2 separate regions of the Mus musculus genome follow, and region 2 is linked to region 1. The links are chromatin loops, found by intact Hi-C in ENCODE. Cell type or tissue: heart. All regions are shown on one strand. Links, peaks and the distances in the headings refer to the core of each region. The heading gives the core; the rest is flanking DNA.

The links. Hi-C counts contacts between places; a loop is a spot of excess contacts. Peaks named below come from ENCODE experiments on the same cell type or tissue, not always from the same donor. Only the 100,000 strongest peaks of a DNase experiment are listed, where the experiment ranks them.
Region 2: it touches region 1 in a loop (12-fold over the local background); 4 of 42 quality-filtered maps call a loop at or near these places.

What each region holds. Positions count from the first base shown.
Region 1 is chr13:84,217,154-84,229,632 of GRCm38, forward strand. It overlaps Tmem161b (transmembrane protein 161B), which reads left to right and starts at 5,143. Exons shown (of 12, transcript NM_175187.5): 1 at 5,143-5,281. The coding sequence starts at 5,279. A230107N01Rik (RIKEN cDNA A230107N01 gene) reads right to left here and starts at 5,022. Exons shown (of 2, transcript NR_138587.1): 1 at 4,985-5,022; 2 at 2,428-4,737. In heart, for the core only: a CTCF peak has its summit at 4,897; a DNase peak (open chromatin) is centred at 5,118; H3K4me3 peaks cover 2,060 bases; H3K27ac peaks cover 1,559 bases.
Region 2 is chr13:86,041,453-86,053,931 of GRCm38, forward strand. It overlaps Cox7c (cytochrome c oxidase subunit 7C), which reads right to left and starts at 5,343. Exons shown (of 3, transcript NM_007749.3): 1 at 5,149-5,343; 2 at 4,275-4,417; 3 at 3,346-3,456. The coding sequence starts at 5,223. The coding sequence ends at 4,301. Gm22574 (a small nucleolar RNA gene) reads right to left here and starts at 3,596; the gene lies at 3,537-3,596. In heart, for the core only: no CTCF peak of the experiment used is centred there; a DNase peak (open chromatin) is centred at 5,379; H3K4me3 peaks cover 1,953 bases; H3K27ac peaks cover 1,398 bases.

The DNA of each region.
Region 1 (12,479 bases), core at 1,420-9,419:
TATATGAATAGCCAAGCTTGGCAGCTTGTACTATAACCTCACCTTTGGGGGTTGATGATGGAAGAGAAGACAGGCAAATGCTGGCAACTCAATGTTCAGCTACCCTAAATCTATCTAATAGGGTTCAGTGAGAGAACTTGTCTCAAGGTGCAAAGCCTTACCATGTGTGGGTGTGGCTACATCAATGTAATACAAGGCACACATAAAGAACAAAAAAAAAAGTAAATCCACAATTTATTATCCATGTTATACTTAAATTGTTTTTGTTGTTGTTAAATTTTTAAGTAGGATCCTGTAATACTTTATTGTGAGTTTTTGTTTTATTTGACTAATTTTAGGAATAGGTTTATCCATGTTTCTATACTTGTAATGAACTTTTTTCTAATGCTATATTCTACTGTGTGTATATTCTCAACATATTTCCCTACTTTTCTATCAAACTACAATGGATTATTCCTAAATTTTGCTGATTTATATGACATTGTTGTAAATGTTCTTGTATATCTTGTGGTACAAAGATACTGCCCATTTTTAATTTTATTAGTTATGTCAAATTGTTTCCAGAATCGGTATCAGTGCCACCTATTAGAAATGTATAAATGTTCCATGGATACTCCCAGTATCAAATTGTTACTTACCTAGAGGATATGAAATCTTATCTCTATGGTTAGGTAACTCTTTGAGTTTTGCTTAGATATAGTGCTGTAGAGAGAATTACGTGAAATTTTTCAAGCTGGATTATAGTTTCAGTTTCTGTACTGTTCCCTATTTGGCTAATAAAGGCTTCCCAGTTTTTTAAAAAACTGGGTTTTCTTGTCATTGAAATGACACCCTTTTAGGACTTAACCCTTATATTTTGTTTATTCACCTATGACCCATTTCTAGTAAAAGTACTTCTTTTACTGGTAAAATAACTTTTAGTAGTAAAAAACAAAAACAAAAACTCCCGATCATAGGAAATATAACTCTCCCATTTTCTTTAGTGTATAACAGTAACTGATAGAAAGATGAAAGTCAATATTTAATGGTAGAATAAAGCTAGATTAGATTTTAAAGAGACACTTTTATATGATTTTGTTTAAAGTTGTTTATGACTGGTGTGTGTGTGTGTGATCTTGTTTGACTAAAGATTTAATCTAGGTAGACTATTTAAGAAGACATTTCTATGGCTAGAAAAAATGACTCAGTTTGTGTCACAGTTAGCTTCGGTTGTCAAGTGAACCTCAGTTAAATAATTGCCTTCATCAGACTGGTCTGTAGAATATTTTTTTGGTTAACAGTTGATGTGGGGCTCGGGTCAGCCCATTATAGATGAATATTTTTATCCCTTTGTGTTCCGTCTTTTGAGAACTCTTTTATTTCTAGGCCTTAGTGTTTAATTGGATTGTTTTCTTGATGTTCAGTTATTTGTTTTTGTTTTACATACAAAGGCTTTGTCAAATGTATAACTGGTAAATCTTTTTCTCAATCTATAGGCTGCTGCTTTGATGGAGTCCTCTGTGACACAGAAATGTTTTCATTTTCTGAGGTCCTGTTGTGTTTTTTTTGGGGGGGGGGCTTTTTCCTGTTATAGTTTGGTAGCTTTATTTGATTGCTTGCATTTTTGGGTTTTTTTTTTGTTTTGTTTTGTTTTGCTTTGTTGTCTTAAAGTTTTTGTTTATGTTGAAAGTAAGAAAGAACATGAAGATGAGTAGATAGATGGGGAAGGACCAGGGGGCACTTGAGGGAGGGGGAAAACGTTTCAAATGGCATCAAGATCCCATTATGGGAAGATAACTCAGACAAGTAAAATGCTGGCTGTTCTGAGTTTGAATCCTCGGACAAGTAAAATGCTGGCTGTTCTGAGTTTGAATCTTAGAACCTATGCGTAAAACAAAACCAAATCCCCAAAACAAACAACACACACACACACACACACACACACACACACACACACACACACACTTGTTATTGTTTCTTGGAGAGAGAGAGAGAGAGAGAGAGAGAGAGAGAGAGAGAGAGAGAGAGAGAGAGGAAGAGAAGGAGGGAGGGAGAGACAAAGACAGTGGAGACAGAGACAAAAGGATTATATCTTTTTAAAAGCATGGTGGGCAGCTCTTGAGGAAGGACACTTGTCTTTGGCTCCCCCTACCCCAGATCCTGTGAAAATATACACTATACAGCTTGTACAAGATTTGTCATTGCACTCAACTTCTAAAATCAATGGGGGGCGGGGGGGGGGGAAGGAACATGGCAATAAAGATTCTCAGGAATGCTACTATTATTGAAGGAATGCAGTACATTTTTACTTTTGAGACTTTTATGTAGCCCAGACTAGCCTTGGACTCCTGGCTCTCTACCCTCCAATTGCTGGGGTTAGGGTCATATGCCTGGTTTAACTTCTGAAGACCTTATCTCCTAAATTAGAAAAGTAAGAGCAATATAGGTAGGCTTTAAGAAGCTTTATTGATGGACAATTTTTTTTAATAATTGTTTCAAATAGAACAGTTTAGAAAATGAATGCTGAATGGTAATGGATACATTTTCAATTATCTTTCTCTGTGAGTGTAGGGCTTTTTATTCACGTCAAAGCAATTACACTGAACACAATTTTGCATTCTTTACTTTGGATACTATAACAAAAGTACCATAAACTGAGTGATTTAAACCACAAAATTAGTTCCCATATGTATCACTGGTGGGGGTGAAAATGGACCCCTTTGTTGTTGGCAAATGAGTTGTGACTAAGTTCTCACATGGTGCAGAATAAACAACGAGGAAGCAAGTTCTTCTCTCTCTGACAAGGACACTCAGCACACCACAAAGGTCCCATCCTCTGATCCTACTTAAAAGGCAACCATTTTCCTCTAGTGGCTTTTTGGAACAATTGCAAAATGTTCCACTAACCATATATGGCAGAACATGACCAATAAATCATTGTTACTGGTACATGATTTTTCTAAGATGGCCAATAAAGAATTTTAAGTACAATTTACCTAAGGAAACAAAACCCAACTTTCCACATAGTTACAGACTAATTACCATTTACAAGAAATAGAAATCACAGAATAAAACATATCATATTCAGTAAAGGAAAGAGAAAAGTGTTTGAATTTTTTTTAGAGGTAAAACTATTAACACATTTTGTTAAGACGGTTTAAGACTTTTAAAAATTGATTTTTAAAATTGGAAGAGTTTCAGGCCAGAGTGCTCATGTAAATACTATTCTGTTGATATTTATACACATCTGAGATCAGTTCGTAGAGAGGACATTTTAAATTATCACAAACCCCACATGGTAAGCAGCCATGACTTTTATCAAAGACTGTGATCATAACTAATTTGCCAAAAAGATCTTTTCATCTTCATCATCACATTTCCTCTCTTTCCTTTTCATAATTCTTTCTCTGAATCTTTGTCAAAGACTTCTATACATTTAAGAAATAGAAAATGGTCAATAAAAAAAAACAGGTAATTAGTAGAATATATTGTTTTTTAATAGGACAAAAAGACTTGATACAGTTGTAAATGTAAACATATACACACTATGTGAAACTAAAGTATTTTAACCAAGGATTGTTAATCAATGCGCCATGTACAAAATAGAGAATATAGAATCTGACAGTCTATTGAAAGTAATAAGGTAGTAAAAACTGATTTCTTGTTTTTCCTCTGGCAGGAATGGATTCTATCCTGCTAATAATTCCTATCCTACTGTCATATAGGAGAAGATGTTTTCTGATCCTTAACAAGGCTGCCAGGTTTAGGACAGATGGAAGACCCACTGTGTCACAAGTGAAAGACAAGACTTCACAGAATGTGATGTCACTGACAGGCTGATAGGCACTCGCCACCTCCATCTTTTCTTTCTCAAGGATAGCAATGGCTTCCCCCAGATACAGGAGCGGTCAACCGGAGTCCTTCTTTACTATACTGCAGTTGCCCTGGGGCCTGTCTATTAACAGGCTTGTTTCTATAAAGCAGTAACAGAACCCTTGGGGAAGTTCTCAGTTTCACAAACTATTCCTCAAGGCTATTGGTCTCGGAGTAGCTTCTCTCATTTCTTATAATTTCTCTATCACCTGTCACCCTATCTCCCCCCACCATTAAAAATTAACATAATGTATAAACTTTGTTTCTGTATCCTTTTGAAACAGCACCAATCTAACATCTCTAGGTAGCTCAGGATTGTTTCCCAGGGTCCTTGGGCCAGTTAGAGGTTGAACATCATAGCTGTTTCATAGTTGCAAGTTTGTGCAACCTTGACTGCTGAAGATGAATTTCCTCCCCAGTTCTGACTCCACAAGAGAACCACATTATGGTAAAAGGTATCTCACGGAGAAGGGTGAGATAAGCATGTTTCCATAAGGATCGTTAAACGGTGTGATAATTTCTGGGCCAAAGATGCTCTGTGTCCTTATTTCAAACTTACCTCTATGGTTAACCCTCATCACAATATAAAGGCAAGTTCACTGGTACAGATTTGGAAGGAGGGAGGTGTCATAAAGCATAAATGTGTGTGTATTTATGTATGTATGTATATGAGAATGTTGTAAGGCCCTTTTTGTTCATATTGGTATTAAGTAGGTAGGAAATGTCCATACTGAATTTTCTTCTTAGCTCCTCTGCTCTTTGTAGATATCCTCTGGCTTGAGCTGGCGTCTGTGAAGAGCAAAGAACTTCTAAAGGTCACATTCCATTGACCTAAGAGAGGAAGGTGCTTGGACAGCATGAATTTTTAACTGAGATTCCAAGGTACTGCGTAAGGAAAGCGGACAGAAAAGAGGCTGGCTGAGCTAAACAATTTCTGAATGATCTCAGCATGAATACAGCCAAGAAGGTTCTTTACCCTCAATAAACCGTCAGAGTACGAGGGCTACACCCACCCAGCTGATCCCTGCAGCAGCACAAACCGACCACCAGCGCCCGCGAAAAATACCGCACCTACCTAGGAATCCTGCGGGCATGCCGCCCCGCCCCGCCCTGCCCCGCCCCGCCCACCTACCTGTGCGCCTGCGCCCCTGCGTTCTCAAGGTCAGCCCCGCCCCCCGCCCTAGCCTCACACCCACGGAAGTGGCTTTAGAGAACGCCTTGCGGCTCCTCCTCTCTGCGTGGCGTGGGGTCGCTGGCGGTCCGGAGAGGGAGGAACTTCCTGTCCCATGCGGGCAGGACTTCCGGCCGAGCCGGAAGACCTTTCCCTTCGCGGTTTCGAGAGCTCCGTTTTGCAGAACCTGAAGGGGAGATTCTGGACGGTCCCGGGGACTCTAGACTGTCTGTCCCACGACCTGTTCTTGGCGTTATGGTGAGTCTTGTGAGGATGAGAGTGACAACCTTCAGGAGGAAAGGACAGGGAGGTCAGTCTGTGAAAGGAGCCGGTTGATGTCCCTGCTGGGAATGGAACCTGCTGGAGCGTTGGGATGAACCGCTGGCAGGACCCCAACCTTCCCAGAGTGCGCGCGGCCGCCGCCGGGGTTCCAGACAGCCGAGGGACCTGTGGGGTTGGAGAGGGGCGGGTCTGTCGGAGTACCCAGTCTAAGGAGTCTGCCCTCGCGTGTGTCCTGTGGCGCCAGGTGGCCCACTGATGACCTTGCTCTACCCACCACGTTGTCCCTGCCACCTTTTCCCGCCGCAGGCTTTTGGCTGAGATTTTAAGGACGCAGCAGTGCCTTTTTGCACGCTTGCCTGTCTCCTTGGAGACAAGCAACGCCGAGGCACTTAAGACAAAATTGGCTTCTCTTAACACTCAACTAGAGCAGAACTGAAAATCAATGTCACTTTTAAAGAAAATGTCCAGGTTGAGTCCCAACAGATTTAACTTGAAAGGAAAAATTTGTAATTTCCTATTGTACATCTCTATCGAAGGAGGGAGCACAGCTTGAGCCATATTATTTGCAAGTGTCTTAAAGGTTAGGTGAGAAGGATACGTAAACATAAAAAGAACCTGGTGTGAGAGATTGGAGGGAAAGGAGTAACCGAAGGGTGTTTTACCGTGAGGCCAGTCATTCTCAGAGTTCTCTGCTGTTTTAGTCTGAAAGGACAAGGTTCAGGGACTTGTACAAAGAACGTCTTAATCAACTGTAGATAAGAAGCAATGGGTGCTGACTGATCACACAGTTCAGGAGTTAATTGATGAAATGAATGGGATTTCGAAACATCTAAGTTTGGCTTTATTGGGGGACTATGAGAGGAAGGCAGGTGGTTGTGTAGGGGCTGGTGACTGCAGTCAACTACTTCCTGGAACATAAAAGGATTTAAAAAAGATAGTTGCTATTTCCAAGGTCCTAGGGTTCTGGTAAAGTTGAACAGGCAATCAGCCACATGAACGATTTCAAACCATCTGCAGAGACTTCTATCTTGGGTTCAAGCTTTAGTTGACTATGCTGCTGCCTTTTTATGTAGACCACACTGCCCTCTGATTCAGAGATCTGTCTGCCTCTGCTTCCCAAGTGCTGGGATCAAATGCATATGCCACTACTCCCAGTTTGGCCATGCCCCTTTTTTCAGGATTAATATTGCTGTTTTGTATGACTTACTAGAGAATAAAAAAATCACCTGGTTCCAGTTGCAAACTACCAGGTGACTTGTTTCTTTTAATGTTTTTGTTTGTTTGTTTGTTTGTTTTAGTGTTTTGAACCTCTGAATAGTATGGCTTAGATTCCTTAAGAGAGTTCTGTTTTCATTTGAGATAGTGAAATTAGAGAGGGAACGTTAGAACTAGAAGGAATTAAAGTCTAGCAACCTCCCCATCTCTTCAAATTTTACAGAAGGAAGAATGTGGAGTTTAGAAGCAGGCAGTGTTATACCTGAGGTGAGGTCTAATAAACTTGGTCTTGTCTAGGAAGTTGACACTAGTATCTAAATAAAATGATTAAATACACGATAGTCACAGGGAAGCTGAATTAGAGTGTGTTCTCTGCATCCAGAGAGCCACAGAACCATTCTGGCCGCTCTAAGGAAGTAGATATATTTTCAGCTAATCTCTTGGTGACACTTCACAATGTGGGGCCTGGTTGTCCCCATTGTGACATTGATCTGTCTTGTTTTTGAGTTAGTTACTTGACTAAAGTTAAAGTTGTTCACCGCTATGAAGTTGATGTTTGTGTATGGAATTGCCGTCATTGCTTGGAATCCTTTAAAAAAATAAAGCAAGGATGGTCGGAATTTAGGTTGAGCTTGGTTGAATTAACAGTTTGTTTTAAGTTGTGAACCATACAGTGAGAAGAACACTCACTAGACATGAACTCTCAAGACCCAGATTCTACCCATTAGTTTACATACATGCATTTGGTAAGAGTTTGAACTCTTTGAGAAGTTCTAAATTCCTGGCAAAAGTAGAATTGGCTTTTAGTCATCTTCTGATTCTTTACATTCAGTGACTTAGAACCTTATTTCATGACAAATACAAGTTTCTGATTAAAATTTAATGTGGTACAGAGACTTGATCTACCAGGGTTGAGGGATATTCTGGGGGCCCCACCTGCTCGGGGTGGGGGTGGGGGTCAGGGGAAGGATTGTGGGAGGGGGCCAGTGAGTGGGATGTAAAGTCAATAAGTAAAAAAGAAAAAAAGATTTAATATGGTTCCCTTGCTCTTTTAGTTCCTTTAAAAACATCATTCATATATATTCACACACACACACACACACACACACACATCATTTGGGTAGTCTGAGAATCCTTGTCTTTATATTAGGCCAGCTATTTCATGTCTTATAAATGCTACCCCACAGTGAATATTTTGGATTTACTGATGTTTAATTGGTTATAAATTTATTCTGCCCTCTCATTCTCTGATCTGGTTTTGTAGCCCCCAAACTTCATAGATGTGCTGTGTGTATCAGGTTCTTGTATTGTGAGCAAAGGACCATAGGCTTGTGACGTAGACCAAAAATACTGAACTACATTATTTGCTTTCAGTATGTGAAAATATTTGGTAGAAAGCATACTGCAAGTGTTTTAATTCTGTTCCACTTTCTGTTGTGATGGAAATCTTGCATTGGTTTTGATTTATGAGAGAACAGTAGCACAATTAGAGCAACATTTTGAGTTACAGATCCCTGGTGGCTTGTTTAGTCAATGTAGCAGTTTAATAATTTGCTGCTGTTAATTGTGGGGAGACAGAAAGCTTTGCTATAGCAGAGTTGGTGAGGAGCGGTGCTGGGAAGAAATAATGTGCTATGTGATTAGAGAGAAACACACACTTGGAGAGTACCGACCAGTGAGTTGATTGTAAACTGAGGGAGTCAAGGAATAGCTGACATCTAGTGAACTTGTGAAGAGTGTTGGGATACTTAAGTTTCCTTAAGAATGCCTGGGCATGGTGGTGCATGCCTTAAATCCCAGCATGGGATCTGTGAGTCCAAGGCCAGTCTGGTATACAGTGAATTCTGTACTATTCAGAAAAAAAAAAAATACCTATGATTCTTGGTTTTAAAAAAAAATGTGTATTTGGATCCTATTTTGAGTAGTAAAATTTTAGAATCTTTGCATGCTTGCTTTTGGAAACAGGTTCTTAATTCAGTAGCTCAGGCTAGCCTTGAACTCCCTGCTTTCCTGCTTCAGCCTCCCAAATGCTGGGATTATTGTATGAGCTATCATTCCCAACTCAAAATTTTATTTTTAATAAATTCTATAGTTAAGTCTGAAACAAGTGGCCTTCAAACCATTCTTAAAGGAAGATGGAGGACTAAGAACTGGGGGGTATTTATTGGAGGTTCTTTTGCATTTGAGCGAAAGTGAGATAATCCTTTTGAGGATTCTTTTTTCCTTTTTCCAATTTTTTATTAGGTATTGTCTTCATTTACATTTCAAATGCTATCCCAAAAGTCCCCTATACCCTTCCCCCTCCCTGCTCCCCAACCCACCTACTCCCACTTCTTGGCCCTGGGGTTCCCCTGTACTGGCCATATAAAGTTTGCAAGACCAAGGGGCCTCTCTTCCCAATGATGGCCGACTAGGTCATCTTCTGCTACATATGCAGCTAGAGACACGAGCTCTGGGGTTACTGGTTAGTTCATATTGTTGTTCCACCTATAGAGTTGCAGACCCCTTCAGCTCCTTGGGTACTTTCTCTAGCTCCTTTATTGGGGGCCCTGTGTTCCATCCAATAGCTGACTGTGAGCATCCACTTCTGTGTTTGCCAGGCATGCCAGCAAGATTTTGCCGAAAGGACCCTGATACAGATGTCTCTTGTGAGCCTTTTGAGGATTCTAAGGAGGTTTTAACATTGAATGTAGTAGCAGAGATCTGAGTTTCTTCTCAAGTTTTCTGATTTCTCTTTCCTGCGATTCTTTGCTCTTTGTCTTCCGAGAGGCCTAGTCAATCTATGTTAGAGCCTTGTGTTTCTTCGGTTAGTATTTTGGTTAGTTAAGGTTGTGCCTGAGCACCTTTGCAGAAACAAACGTTTGTAAACTACCTTCTGCTTTTTTGCTTGTTTGACTCTATTTTCATTGCTAATGACATAGTATGGTTTTATTCACAGTTCTGGTCCAAGTTAGAGGGACTTCATCTAGTTGATGGCTTTGCTGACAGTGAAATGTTTCAGCAAATGGCAAGTGAATGAGTGAAGAAGTATCCTCTAAAATAATAGGGCTTTTTAAACAGTTGTCTGGTAGGACAAAGGGTATAGTCATTCTAGCCAAACCAATAAAATATTCACTTCACAAGGACTTTTGTTTTGTGTTTGTTTGTTTCACATAATTCCAGAGCAGATAGGATAGTAAACTACGGCTTGTCCTCTCTGAAACTCACACTAGGGTTTAACTTCCAATGACTTAGGAGGGTAGAAACTTCACCTAACTCATGTTTCAGGGTATTGCCATTGGGATGTGATAAATTCCACAAGATCATCAAAGTAGAGTTCCTACAGTCACATAGGTGCTGGAAAATGAACCTGGTTCCTACGGAAAAATAGCCACTGCTCATAACTGCTGAGCCATCTCTCCAGTCCATAAAGATATTTTTTAAAGAGGGACTTTTGATTAGGTTTAGATTGTGTGTGCAAGTCTCTGTTCTCCATGCCTCTCCATTATCTGTAGCTTTTACCAGAGTGATATGTGTCTTTAATTAAAAAAAAATAATGTGTTTTCATTCATTGAGAATTTTATAGTGTATTTTGATCACATTATCTGTGGGTTTGGATGAATAGTTTTTGTTTGTTTGTTTTTTTATGTACACCCATCATTATGGTATAAGTGTATTTTAACTCCCCTGAAATCATTCTTCCTCTTTCCCTTCCTCAGGCAACCACTGATCTTTTTTCACTATAATCAAGGGTTTCCAGGATATTATATAATTGGAACCATGCAATATTAAAACCCTTGTGGATTGGCTTATTCTTCTTTGTAATATTAAAGTCCCTCTACCCTGGCCTTTGTGTCTTGATAGTTTTCTTCTTCCTTTCCTCTTGTGTTTCCTACCCTCCTCCTCCATTTATTCTAAGACAGAGCCAGGACCTATACTTGCCAGTCAGTGGTACTTGGATTGCAGGGAATGTGCTGTGTGACAAAACTTGTCCTGGGGAGATGTAACACAAATGTCTTCTCATCAAGATAGGGAACCTATGACAGACCTAAGTAAGATACCACCGAAGTCCAACTTGATGTGTGCTGTAGGGTAACTTAAAAGATTATGGGTAAGGGATTACTTACAGCAGCAGAAATGACTCTGACATCTATATCACTGAGCCCTCCCCTTACCCACTCCACCCAACACATGCCTAGCACAGGTGACAGCTCACAAAGCTGGAAACCATGAGCGCACTAGACAGCCTAAAGGCAGCTCAACAGGCTGGAGAGTGTTCTTTCCAGGCGCCTCCACTGGTTGAAACCTCTTCCAGGCAGCTTGGCTGCCTTCTCCTTCCAGTCAGCTTTTATGGTCTCAAGTTTTCTTTGCAGCTCTGAGTCGTCTTCTCAGCCTGGTTTCCTTCTGTCTGAGGGTAACTCTCAGCTTTCATTGCTTACTCTGGCAGGGAAGGCACTAGGGAATCTGATTAGTTTCAGGATCTTACTGAGGCTATTTTAAGTTGTTTACCTTCATATTTAAAAAAGCTTTCCTTTTTGGGTGGAATGTTTCCATCTCTAAGGGAAATATTAACCAACCAGGAGGACTTCTGTGGGACTGGAAAGCTATGCATCAGAGAACTGGTCTAGAGCAAGAGTGAAGTCAAGACAGGTTGTGATCAATTTACTTTCTTATCTCATACAGTAGGCAATCTCCTTCCTGTGAAACAGATCACCTACAGAGAGGGTGTTCCTACCTCAATTAAAATAAATTTTCTTAGGAAACATTAAAATTGTTCCTCCCCCGCTTAATCTTATACTTTATTCTCTTCCTACTTTCTCTCATGTTGGGATTGGTGTGTGTCACCATGTCTAGCTATATCTTCTTAGACCAATATTTAAATATTTCACTTTATTTTGGATGCTGATATAAAATACTGCTAGCCGGGTAGTGGTGGCACACACCTTTAATCCCAGCACTTAGGAGGCAGAGGCAGGTGGATTTCTGAGTTCAACGCCAGCCTGGTCTACAGAGTGAGTGCCAGGACAGCCAGGGCTACACAGAGAAACCCTGTCTTCAAAACAAAACAAAACAAAATACTGTTTTGTTTGAACCTGAAAAATAAAGTCAATGAGGACATTGATTTTTATATATTAGATTATATTCTGCAACCTTGCTGTATATTCACTTTTGGATCCACAGTGTGTCAAATTAGTGCTCTGCCTCATAGAGTTCTGAGGAAACACATCCCATCCACCAAGTCGCAGTACTTTCATAACACTTAAGTAAGACAGAAATAGTAATTCTGTTATTAAATTATAGGACTATCTTTTGTATTTTTGACATAAAGTGTAAGATTTAAGGTAAAAAGGAACAATTTTGATGTTTCCTAAGAAGATTGAGGTAGGAAGGCCACCCTGTCTGTAGATGAATTGCTCCATAGGAAGGAGATTCTACTGTAGTAGACAAGAAAGCACGCTGATCCCTGGCTGAGAATTAGCTCACTGCTCACTGGTCTTGACTGCATGTATTGTGATGGCTGCTTCAAGTTCCTGAGCCCTGACTAACCTAGAACTGTAAGCCAAATAAGCTCTCTGTCCTGAGTTGCTTTTCTCAGGGATATCACAGCAGCAAGAGTAAAAATAAGAAAAAAAATTTTTGTTGTTTTTTTTTGTTGTTGTTGTTTTTGTTTTTTCGAGACAGGGTTTCTCTGTGTAGCCCTGGCTGTCCTGGAACTCACTTTGTAGACCAGGCTGGCCTCGAACTCAGAAATCTGCCTGCCTCTGCCTCCCAAGTGCTGGGAGGTGGTGTGCCACCACGCCCAGCTAAGAAAATTTTTTAAGTTAAAGACTTAAAGCACTATAGATGGATAAAAATTGCATTTTGCTTTACATCAGTAACTATAATACCTACGAGTATTTTTAGCAGTTTAAATATTTACGAAGTAGTTGAAATCTGAGGTTTTGTTTTAACTTCACTTGTACAGATGGAGGCACAAAAT
Region 2 (12,479 bases), core at 2,112-10,111, 1.8 Mb after region 1:
CCGCCCTTGTTCAGAATCCTATTTACACAGAGAATGTTTAAGAGGTTTTTCCTATCTCTGATTTAGTCTGTTCTGCTTCCTTAGATGTAATAAGAGATACAGTTACTTTAAGTTGGAAATGGCCTTGGGGATCTATTTACCACATTCTGTGTTGCAGAAATAGAGATGTAGAGAAGCTTATCTTTTACAATGTGTTTTTTGCTCCCTCCATATATTTAATAAAGAGCTCTGCTCACTACTGTCTCTCAGGGACCTAGGCTGGTTGGGGCCTAATTCCTGAATCAGGAAGCTGAATAGTGCATTGCCTTTCAACAGCCTGTATTTAAATACCAGTTTTGTTCTTATTTTTCCTTTGCCAAAACAAAGGTAGAGTTTGCTTCTCCCATATTTATACGAAGTCCTATGGACCTGTAAGTCAGGGAACGATCAGGTTGCTTGTATTCATATTTAAATATGAACTCAAGTCTATCCCAAATCAGCTTTGTCTTATTCTAAAAATCCTTCACTTTATTAACATAGATTGCAGGTTTTTCTTCCTTTTTTTACATAAATTATGAGAACAAATGATCATTTGCTAATATACCAAAATTTTAAGATTTTGATGTGGTGACAGCTAACATCTTAAGAAATTCAGTTATGAGAATACCCAAGGCACTCATTTTAATTTTAAAATTTTGTATACATGTATATACAGTGTGGATACATATACAAAGGTCACAGGACATTTGGTGTCTTCCATTGCACTCTTGGCTCTTTGCTTTGAGAGTACTCTACCATGTCTTTTGGTTGGCCTGGTTAATCAGAGAGCCTCAGTGATGCCCTGGTGTCTTAAGCTCTAGTTTCTTTTCTTAGAATAATATAAATCTGTCTTTAGTCTGCCAAAAACATAAATCAGTATTTTCCCATTATCAGTGAAGTTTGGGCAAAGAAATTGAATAAACCATGCACTCCTTGAGAATTACATTTTGGTACAAATCCTACCTTTGTGTTCCCACATTTGAATTATTTCAATATATTCATATTTGGGAGACCCTAGTTCAGTTTTAGGGGACATTTTTACTTATTGTACACTGAAACATGCAAGCTGTGAATTTGACTTTTACGGGAATATCACCTCTGGTTCTGAATCTCGTAAGATGTTCATTCACTACTTACTAGATTACAGATGAAATACATGAACAAGCCTCTTTAATCTCAAAAGATGACAAATTTGTATGGAAAACCTGCATATTGAAATGAATTTTAATGCCTGGTTAATTATAAAACTTTTGATAGAGTTGGAGACAATGTCCAGTGTTTTGGATTATGAAAGGCCTCAATAGAGACAATCTAAAGATGATATCTGAATGAATACATGACAAGATATGAGTGTGAGGTTGAAATTACTTAGATGTGACTATATACCACTGTTCATACTGGAGTTTTACTGGAGGATAGAGTATTTGAAAGTGCACTATATCCCATTAAGACATGTTAAGGCTTAAATATGAACTATAGCTCAGACAGGCAGGTGTTTGTTGTAAATACCCCTTGAACAACAGTTCTAGGACCATCATCAGTACATTCATTTAGTTGTCTATACCGTCAGTTTTCTATACTCAAATCCCAGAAAAGTTTTCATTTTTGCATATGGATGAATGCAGGTGTCAAGACCTTGAGATGTCTTTAACAGAACTTGAGATTAAAAGATAAAATGTAAGCTGGCTTCCCCATGTGCTTAAGAGGTCTATTCTCTGGCCAGTATTCTTCCCTCCATGGCTTTGAATGGATTCTGGGAATCTCTTGATTGCGTGCCAGCCCACACATTTTATCATTATCACAAGCAAGTAGTCTTCATACTCATAAATTTTAAAAGAAATATGAAGAGGCCCTTGCTAATATGGAGTTTGGTCTGTATATTTTAGCCATACGTGCCTTTATGTCAAACCCACATTCCTTCTATTCTTCCAGACTACCTGCCCAGCTTAATGCCTGTGCTATGGAGCCTTGAGAACTGCAAAAGGTCTATTTACTTGTTTCTAAGGAAATGCATTTATTTTTTCTGAAGTCAACTTAATTATTAAAACCATTTTTAGTAGCAATTATACTAACAACAAGCCTATGTGAACTTAATAATGATAAGTTACTGACTATACCCTATGATCCCTCTTGGGTAAGTTATTTTTTTTCAAATATAGCTGTAAATGCTATTATACACTTTGGAGGCTAGACAGTGATTGCACTATGCATTAAGCTTGTATCACATCAGCTAAAGTCTTTAACTGTTCAAGCCATGAATCCTTTCAGTTATGTATGAATTCTTTCTTGCAATTGTCCTGTAGGCATACTAAGTGTTCAATCATTTTAAGAATGCAGCAATCTATTTTCACATACTTACTGTTTTTATTTTAAATACTATTATGGTTCAAAAACAGTGATAACACCCTTTCATCAAAACCTCTGGTATTTTTTTCTATTTTTCCACCATTGGTGGTATTCCAAGAGTGACACTAGGGTCTAGCATATTCAGTTGCTACCTTTCCCTGCCAACAAGTAATCCTTAGAAAGTCTACTATGGCATTTCAAGTGTTAAGTAGTGTTTCATTGCTAACAAATACTCACTGAGAGAATTACTAATGGGAACTTTCACTTACCTCCCATATACGATACTCCTGAAAAAATATTTGTCCTATATGCTGTTATATTCCCTTGGAATTATTTTAATACTGTTCTAAGGAAGACTTATTGGTTAGCAGTACTCTCAAATACAAAACCTTCAATTTTAGGTTATAAATCTAGAAAGAAAATAGTCAAAGTACCCAATTCACTAGAACTTATTGATTCTTCACATGATTAATCACTGAGAAACCTATCTCCAAAGGCTACTTTTAAATTTAAGTTAGGATGAGTATGTATATTCAAATTGTTACTACATGTTCCCAATTTAAAAAACAAGTTAATGACACCCAGTAATTTAAGATTATAATAAAGTCTAAATCATATGCAACTGTGTTTTATGCATATGCATTCTCATTTGGGACATGTGTGAGCTTGCAAATAGAAATCCAACGTTACCTCAGGTATCTTCCTCTACTGCCTTCTAAAGCAAAGTCTTTTGTTGAACCCAGAGTTCAGTGTTAATCCTAGTTAGCTTAGCAAACCAGCTTGACCAGAGATTTTATGCCTCTTGGGTGTTGGGATCAAAAGCAGGCTATTTTGCTTGCCAGCTCTTGATCAGGGTACTCAAGGATATCAAAGCAGGCCTTATAAGCAGGTCCTGAAAGCATGTCATGCACTGACCCGTCACCCCAACTCTCATATATAGTTCTCATCAAACAAAAGTAATAACTATCACATTCCTTATTGCAGAGACGAGGCATTGAATCTTTATGTCATTAGTTTATTTACAATTTTTTCTAGTATAAGAGTTCAAGAGTTTAATCCAATTTTCAGATCATCTCTTAAACTTTCTTCATTCTGCAAAATAAAAACAAAATGGCATTAGAAGCCCGACTTTACAAGTTACAGCAATTTCATATCATCTATCAATTTGATGATACATCAGAAAGCGTTTACAGTATCATTTTATTCATACTGATTTGCTTCATCACATGTACCAAAATTTTCATGAATTATGCTAAATAAACACATATGTATATGAAGGGATCTAGGCTACCACTATGCAACATGTCTATGGAGAAACTTATTAAGTTTTTCAACCTCAGCAGACCAACTGATATACCAACTTTAATACCATAAAATAGATAACTAGGAGTGGTAGAAATGAAAAGAACACTGGAACATTTCAGGGTTTCTTTCCCATCAACTTTGTAGATGTCAATACCATTTGGTAATGTCAAAGGTTGGCTATCCTTAGTGCACTTTTGTCGCTGAAGATTCAATTATTTCTGTAGAAGACACAACACTGATTTATGAAGTGTGATTCATAGAACAAGATTATCCTCTGTAGGAACCCTACACTAGTGCTACTAGCTATTGAAACTCAATCAATTATCTCTGTGTCTTCAATGGGGTTTTAATACTACTTATCTTAGAGGTGTGTTGCATAATATATATTCAGATTATTGGGGTCAAGGAGTACTTGTAAAATACTGACCTTTACTGATCAATACTTTATTTTTTTAATAGGTTTTCCAAATTGCCTCTACCAATATGACATTTACACTTAACCTTAAGGAATCTGGAGACAACTATCTACTTGCATGTTGTGGAAGAGTGTATAGGGTATAGAACAGAAATTACTGTTTTAGGAAAATTAGAAGCTTACTAATTACCTGTTAAAGGGATGAATTAAATATCCTTATTTTTTAAGTAGCTGGTGTCTTACTATAAAGAAAGGTGCGGCAAACCCAGATCCAAAGTACACGGTCATCATAGCCAGCAACCGCCACTTGTTTTCCACTGAAAATGGCAAATTCTGTTGAGAAAGAGAGAACACGGCAAAAAACATTCGTTCAAAGCATCTGAACTTGCTCTAATAAAAGGGTCGGGAGCAACCACGTATTTTATAATCAGCTGCATTCGACAGAACATTTTCATTTTAATTTAACACGCAGGTTTTCTGAATACCAGTTGGTAGGCCCTATTAAGTGTAAGGGTCTTTTTGGTTTTAATATTTGAAAAAAAAATTACTCTCCGAAGTAGTAACTTTTAGAAACAAACACATCATTCTCGTCCGTTGTTATTCGAATTTTCAGTATCAATCACAGTACAATTTTCTCTTTTTCCTATTCCACATCCTCTCTCTTCCCTTTACCAGGCTTCACCTAACAATTCCGGGGCAGTCACCACTAAGTACTCCGTTTACTTACACTGGGGGCTAAACCGGGCCTAACCGAGGATCGCCGCTTCAAACGTGGCTTGCTGGTTTAAAGCGCTAATAACCAGCCACAGGCCCTCTTCTTTTGTTTCCAATGACCTTCAATCTCCGACGCCGCCCAGCTCCCACCGAACCTTCCAGGCCTCGCTCTGCGGCTGACAGGCGGCGTGGAGGCAGCGGCTAGGCGCCGTGCTTCCCAGTTCTCCCCGGGGTGTGGACTGAGGGGCCTGAGTGTCTCCCCGAGCTCCTGGACAGTCACTTCCCTCCCCACACGCTCCAGGCCGGCCGCCGAGCGTCACCTTGCCCCTAGGCAGCCGAGCCTCACTCACCTTCCCCGGACCCTCCTCATAGTGGCTGCGACGGACCACGGAGGTCGTGAACCTCCGGATACTCTGGCCCAACATGTCGCTGCTGGAAGTTCTGCGAGGGCCGCAGACACGGAAGGCGGAAGAAATGGCCGTACCACCTAACTCCCCTTTCTACACGACCTTGCTCGGCAGAGCGCGAAGACCGAAAGGGAAGATGGGAGTTACAACAGGAACTTCCTGAAACGTACTCAACCGGCGGGCTCTGAGGTTTGTGGGCTTTGTAGTTTAGATAATACCGGGCGCCATATCGGCTCCGATGGATTGTGGGAAATGTAGTCTGGCTCTAGAATGAGCGCGCACCAGCACCAAGTGATAACTTACCTTTAGTGATTCAATGGGACCTGAGCTGTCCTATGAGTTCAGATCTAGGATTCTTGGGATTTGTTTCCAGAAACAATTTATTGAAGAAACTAAAGCTGCTTTAACATGTGTGTTCAAGTTAATGGAACAAGAAATAAAATTATTTTCTTGTGAGTATATCAGTCATTTTGATTATGGTTCTTTGCCAAGGTTGAAAGATGTGCATTATAGTCCTGTCTGAGGGAACACAAGCAACTGATCAAACAGTATGTAGCACAAAGGATGCCGTAGTGAAAACTGGACTGAAGTGCTAAGACCTGGTTTTTTTGAAGGTATAGAAATTGGATATAAGAGGACATACAGATAGAAACTCCTATGCGCAGCATGATTAGGTTGGAGAAGACACAAGAACCTTCTGACTTCTGGAGATTCCCTGGATTAGGAATTGGTTTATTCCTGCTGAACATAACAGTTTCATGGAGCATCAACATTAGCCAAGGCTACTAGACACTCGTAGATTATTGTTTTTTTTTTAAATTGGATAATTTCTTTATTTGCATTTCAAATGTTATTCCCTTTACCAATCCCCCCCCAAACTCCCTATCCCATCCCACCTTTTGTGAGAATATCGTTTGAAAAGGGGGTCACTGTGTGTATCTCTAAATATATAAATATAACCTTTTCAGTCTGTATAATATTACTTATGTATGTAACAATACCGGATGAAATGAAGAAACCATGAATTTGAAAGAGAACACAAGGCAGGGTACATGAAAGGGGTTGGAGGGAGAAAAGAGAAATGGAGAAATGCTGTAATCATATTATAATTAAAAATTATAATTTTTAGAAGAACACCACATAGACTTGTTAAATTAAGATTAGTCTAAATATGGTTCATATTTGATGATAAAATTTGGCTGAAACTATATCCTAAGAGATGTGTAAAAATATTTCATTCAAGCTACTAAGGCTCAGAAAGTAACAGGAGTTAAGCAAATCACAGGACTACATTCTGTCATCTAGCTCTCAGTCTGTCAGTCTGTTGGTTTGTCTATCTATCTATCTATCTATCTATCTATCTATCTATCTATCTATCATCTATCTGTCATCTACATATTTATGAATCTGCCTGTTAAACATAGTTGCAAATTCTATCACAAGTGTAGGCCATCCTTACCTAATCTAGATGACTCTCTTGGACTCTCTGTGAGTATTGTCATTAAAAGAGTAAGGCAGAAAGTATCAGTGTGCCATTGTCTTGCCCATATATAACAGTAAGAGAGATGAAAGGAGGTGGGGAGGGAGATTAGTTCCTCTCCTAACTTTTGGAGTGGGGGGTATGGGGAGAGAGAGGGGGGGAGAGAGAGAGAGAGAGAGAGAGAGAGAGAGAGAGAGAGAGAGAGAGAGAGAGAGAGAGAGAGAGAATTTCATTTTTAAAATATTTTTATTAGATATTTTCTTCATTTACATTTCAAATGCTATCCCGAAAGTCTCCTATACTCTACCCCCTGCCCTGCTCCCCTACCCACCCACTCCCACTTCTTGGCCCTGGTGTTCCCCTGTACTGGGGCATATAAAGTTTGCAAGACCAAGGGGCCAAGATATTTTATTTTATCCATTTTATCTGATGGTTTGCCTTTGTGTATGCATGCATTAAAACTTGATTCTTTGACAGGAGTAGCAAGCACTCTTAAACTTTCTCTTCAGTCCCCTCTTAAATTTTTAGAAGAGATTTGTTCTGTCCTTTTTCATATTAAAAGATTTGTAACAATACTTATGTTTATTCTATTAGAATTCTATACATGTATACAATTTATTTTGATGTCTATGCCCTCCCTCCAACTCTCTTTGTACATCCTACAATGTGTGCCCCTCCCAACTTTATGCCTTCTTTGTTTAAGATATCTCACTGAGTACATTTAGTATTGCTCACATGGAAGTGTAAATGGGTTTTTAGCCATCTACTTGGCAAAGAAACCCACCAATGGTGACACGTTCTAGGGAAAATTGACCCTTCTTCCGCCAGTAGCCATCAACTGTTAATTGCTCCTCAGAGCTAGGTTTTGTGACTGGACCACCACCCCTATGCTAGATTTTGACTAGTTTAATCTTTTCTCAGGTATGTGCAAATAACCTTATCTACTGTGAATATGCAAGTGCAGTGGTAATGCTATGCCCAGAAGAAAACATTTCAAAGTACTCCTCCCCATCCTCCTGTTCTTACATTCTTTCCACCCTGTCTTCCTTGATGTTCCCTGAGGCTTGGAGGAGAAGGTCGTGTAAAGGTTCCATTTAGGCCTGAACATTCATGCTTGTTCTCTGTGTTTTGAATTGTTATAAATCTGTACTGACTAGTGCCTACTGCAGAAAGACTTATTTCACCAAGGCTGACAGCAGCACATATCTATTTGTATAAAAACAAATATTCAGAAGAGAGTTCAACAGCATTGCTATTTAGCAAAAGTAACAACAGCAGTCCCCTGTCATCCATCTCTAGGGCCTATAGTCTCCAGACTATAAATAGGGAGTACTTTTTTATTCTTAATTCTACCTTTTAGTCTACTATAAATAATGTTACCTGTAGACTTAACTATCATTGATTCTAATTTACATCAGTGAATCTTCTCTGTGATTCACACAGGCCAATGGCTAGAATTAGCTCAGAACTGAAGCAGATCTAGCATAGTTACACAAATTATTTTCATAAGAATTGTGGAGTAGCCTTCTTGGGACCTCTGTCCCTGGGAAAGGATGGCAGAAATTGGAATGTACCAGTGTCCTTTCCAGATGTGACAATATCGAGAACTGTCTTTCTTACCTCTTAAAACCCTAAGTTCTTCCTCTACTTAAAAGCCTCCTGGGAAGTTCCTTAGAGTCCACAAAAGGGGAGGACATTCATGGAATATGCAAATAATTGTAACCATCTTGTCCCCAGAGCTCAGACCCACTACCAGCTTGACCAGCAGTACCTGGCACGGAAAAGCCTCTTCCAAAAATTTTAGGCATAAATATGTGATCTATACTAATATGGTTATGCTTGCAAACAAGTAACAGTTATGGGGGATATTTAGAGTTAATAAATTATTACCTAGGTCTAACAATTACTTGAGACTTCATCAAGCAATTGATGGGAACAGATGGAGAGTACCAAAGACAAACACTAGGTTGAACTTCAGAGACCTGTGAAGGAGGCGAATGAAGGACAGGTGGAGCCACAGGGGTCAGGGACACATGAAGAGAACATGGTCCTCAGAATCAACTGACAGGGACTTACGGGAACTCAAAGAGATCCGGGAGCCAGTAGAGATCTAACCTAGGTCCTCTTCATATATTTTATGTCGGAGTAGTTTGGTGTGGTGGTTTGAATACACATGGCCCAGGGAGTGACACTATTAAGAAGTGTCATTTTGTTGGAATAGGTAGCCTTGTTGGAGGAAGTGTGTTCTGTGGGAGTGGACTTTGAGAACTTTGTGGAACTCAGTATTCTCATAACTGCCTAAATAACAAGAGGTAGAACTCTCAGTTCCTCCAGCACTGCCTGCCTAGATGTTGCCATGCTTTCTGCCATAATGATAATAGACTGAAACTCTCAATCTGGAAGCAAGCTCCAATTAAATGTCCTTTATAAGAGCGGCTGTGGTCATGGTGACTCTGTCCTTTATAAGAGTTGCTGTGGCCATGGTGTCTCTTTACAGCAATGATCACCCTAAGTAAGACACTTTGTGTTCTCGGGTAAATCCTAACAATTGGAGCTAGAGCTGTCCCTGACTCTTTGATCTACTTGTGGGATTCCTGTTCTCCTACTGGGGTGATGACTAATTTTGAAGTGATGGTGTATGCCGGGTCTCATTGTAGCTTGTTATACTACATTACCTGATGTCTTTGGAAAGCCTGCTCTTTTTGAGGGGAGGCAAGAGTGGTGGTGAGGTGTGAGTGTTGGAGGAGGTTCTGGGAGGATAAGAGGGACAGGGAAGGAAAGCTGTAGTCAGGATGTAATATATGAGAGAAAAATAAATCAAGTAAAATAGAAATTAACCTCTTTTCCAATATTCCACTAAGCATTTCGCATCATAGATCTGAATGGCAGCTTTGTTTAGTCATTTAATATGTTTACCCTAACTAAATGCCTGTAATTTTCCATTTACTGGGATGGTTTTTCAGATTTGATAAAAATTGAACATAAAACAGTGCTGTTTGGCTATCTTATATCTTTGGACAATATTAGACATACTTAAAAATGCACATTCCAGCATTCTGATACTCCGTGTTCATGGCTACCATTGCCCTTAGGGTATGTACATGACAATTACTTCAAAACACTGGATTAAAACACTATTCTTTAATTTTTTCTTTCTCCTTTCTTCTCTTTTTATGGGTGTGTGTTTCTGTGCATGTCTGTGTGTTTATCTGTAAGTGTATGTTATTGTTTGTGTGTATGTGTGGGGGTGTTTTAGTGACATAGCATACATATGGATGTCAGAGGACAACATTTAGGATCGGTCCTTGCATTGAGACCTTGCTTTGAGAAACTATCTCCTCGCTCCTGTGTAAGCCAAGCTAGTTGGCCATTGAGCTCCTACAGACTTTTCTTTTTTTATTTCTTCATTATAGTATTCTGGGATTACTGACAGTGTGCTTCTGTGTCAGCTTTTACCTGGGTTCTGAGTATCTGAACTTATGTCTTCAGGCTTGCAAAAGTATTACTACATACTGTACCATACTCTCCCCATTTTTATTTAAAACATAAAACACACACTTAAACATATGCAGTCTCTCCCTCTCCCTCTCCCTCCCCCTCCCCCCTCTCTCTCTCTCATTCACACACACACATAGTCACAGAAACACACCACCCTCAAAAAAGAAACAAACAACTAATCATAAGTCATGTTTTATACTTAAACACACAGTGTTACACACACACACACACACACACATACACCACCACCACCACCACCACCACCACCCAACAAAAAAAAAATCATAAGTGAAGTTTTACACTATTTATATATTGTTCTCTTTATTACTCTCTAAAATTATCAACTAGTTAAGAACCTAATAGCATATTTTGAGAATAGATTTTGCCCTTATCTTGGTCTCTTTTAAGTTCACTATTAATGGAAAGGGGAAAAGCTCAAACAAATCTGGTGGTATTCTATTGTTTAAGCAACAAGTTAATAAAATACGGATGGCTGACCACAGATTCCTCCTAACTTTTCACTGAGCAGTGAGAAGCATAGTGGGCCTTTTCTTGACTTTTGTTATGAGCTTGACCAGAGGAATCCAATAGACTCATACTCCAATATTTCTGAGGCTTGCAGCTTCCATTTAGGAATGTTTTCTTAGAAGTCCATCACCTTATTAGAAACTAATCCTCAGTCTTTGAGATCTGAGAGAAAATCCAGGCCATTGATATGGAGAAAACACAGCAGGTTCAAGAAGTGGTCATGGGAAGAAGATAAGTCTGGAAGGAGAAATGGAGAGTGCAAGGAGGCAGATGAGAAAAATAAGTGATAAAGATAGGTCTTTCTGCCAATCCACAGATGTTCTCCTTCCCACCCACACCGCAGACACATGAATAAGGGGCCCTAGGTGGCTCTCCCACCATTTTACTCACCCACACATTTATAAAACATGTCAAACAAACATTTTCCATATAAACCTGTCATCCCCAGAACCACAGGGAGTCTTGTACACCACTGACATAGCCTCTAAGCTGTGGAGTAATTTGGGACAAATGTAGAGACCTAAAGCAAGGACGATGCTACACTTCTTCTAGAGGACACTTAGCAATCTGTATTCCTATTGTAGGAGCTGGCCAGACAAACGCCAATTACCTTGGAAAAACTTTGGGAAAATGTGATATATTTTTACTATGAAGTTCATTGGAGGAGAAATGAAACATTCCATGAATTGATTAACATAAAATAACAATTATCCTTAGGGACAAAAAAAAAAAACACTCAAAAGCCATATTTAAAAAATAAAATCCATTTACTTTAAGTAGTGAGAAAGTTGTATATCACAAAGTAAGGCACTCTTCAAACACACAGGAGTATTTGGAGACTGAAATATATTATGTAGAACAGTGAAACTAAAATTAAAATACAATATTTGTTATGCAAATTCAACTTTACTTAAAATGAATTGTGTAATGAAGAAACTTTACAACATAAACTGAAAAATCCAAATTAACACCTATCTTTTGGTCTTGAATTTATATATCTTCCAGACATTGTGACACCTGTTTGTAATTTCAGATCTATAAGAGAAAAACCTGACATTAGAAAAAGGAGAAAACATGACAGGACTGAGTTAATTAATATTTGCACGTATGCTGCTGAGTTTCTGTATATTTGAGTGATGCCACTGGGAGACAAGGGTATGAGAAGAAAGAAAAATCATTTTCTGATGAGTGAACTCGACTACACTGTGTTTCTTTTGTTTAAAATTTCCTCCTTTCCTTTCCTTATCCCCTAGTGTCCTCTTCAAAACTCTTACCTAATACAAATTTCCTACAGAAAAAAAATTAACACCTTCAAAATCACCAACTTCAAGCGCTGTTCTCTTCACTTAGAAAATAAAAAGTGTATAATATTCCATGGAAGTAATGTCATGTATTATAATGTTATGTCTTACCTCATTACTATTCCATGGGAATATTTAGAATAAAAGCTAGTTTTTAAATTATCATTGTACTCATCCACAAAGTGGCTAATTAACATTATGAAGTGGAAGGAATGAGGTATTTGGTAGAAAGTGTTATTGGCTTTTTATGATAGAAAAATCCTTAGTACTAAATAGATATTTACAGAGAGTTGCTGTAAGATGGTTTCTATTTACACACACTCTGTCTCTCTGTCTCCGTCTCCGTCTCTCTCTGTGTATGTGTATGGACATGTTGCAGTAAATCACCAACTCCAATAAGCCCGTACAAAGAGTACACAACTTAGGTATAATATTTACAAGCTGCATGCCTAGATTGGGCAGATATA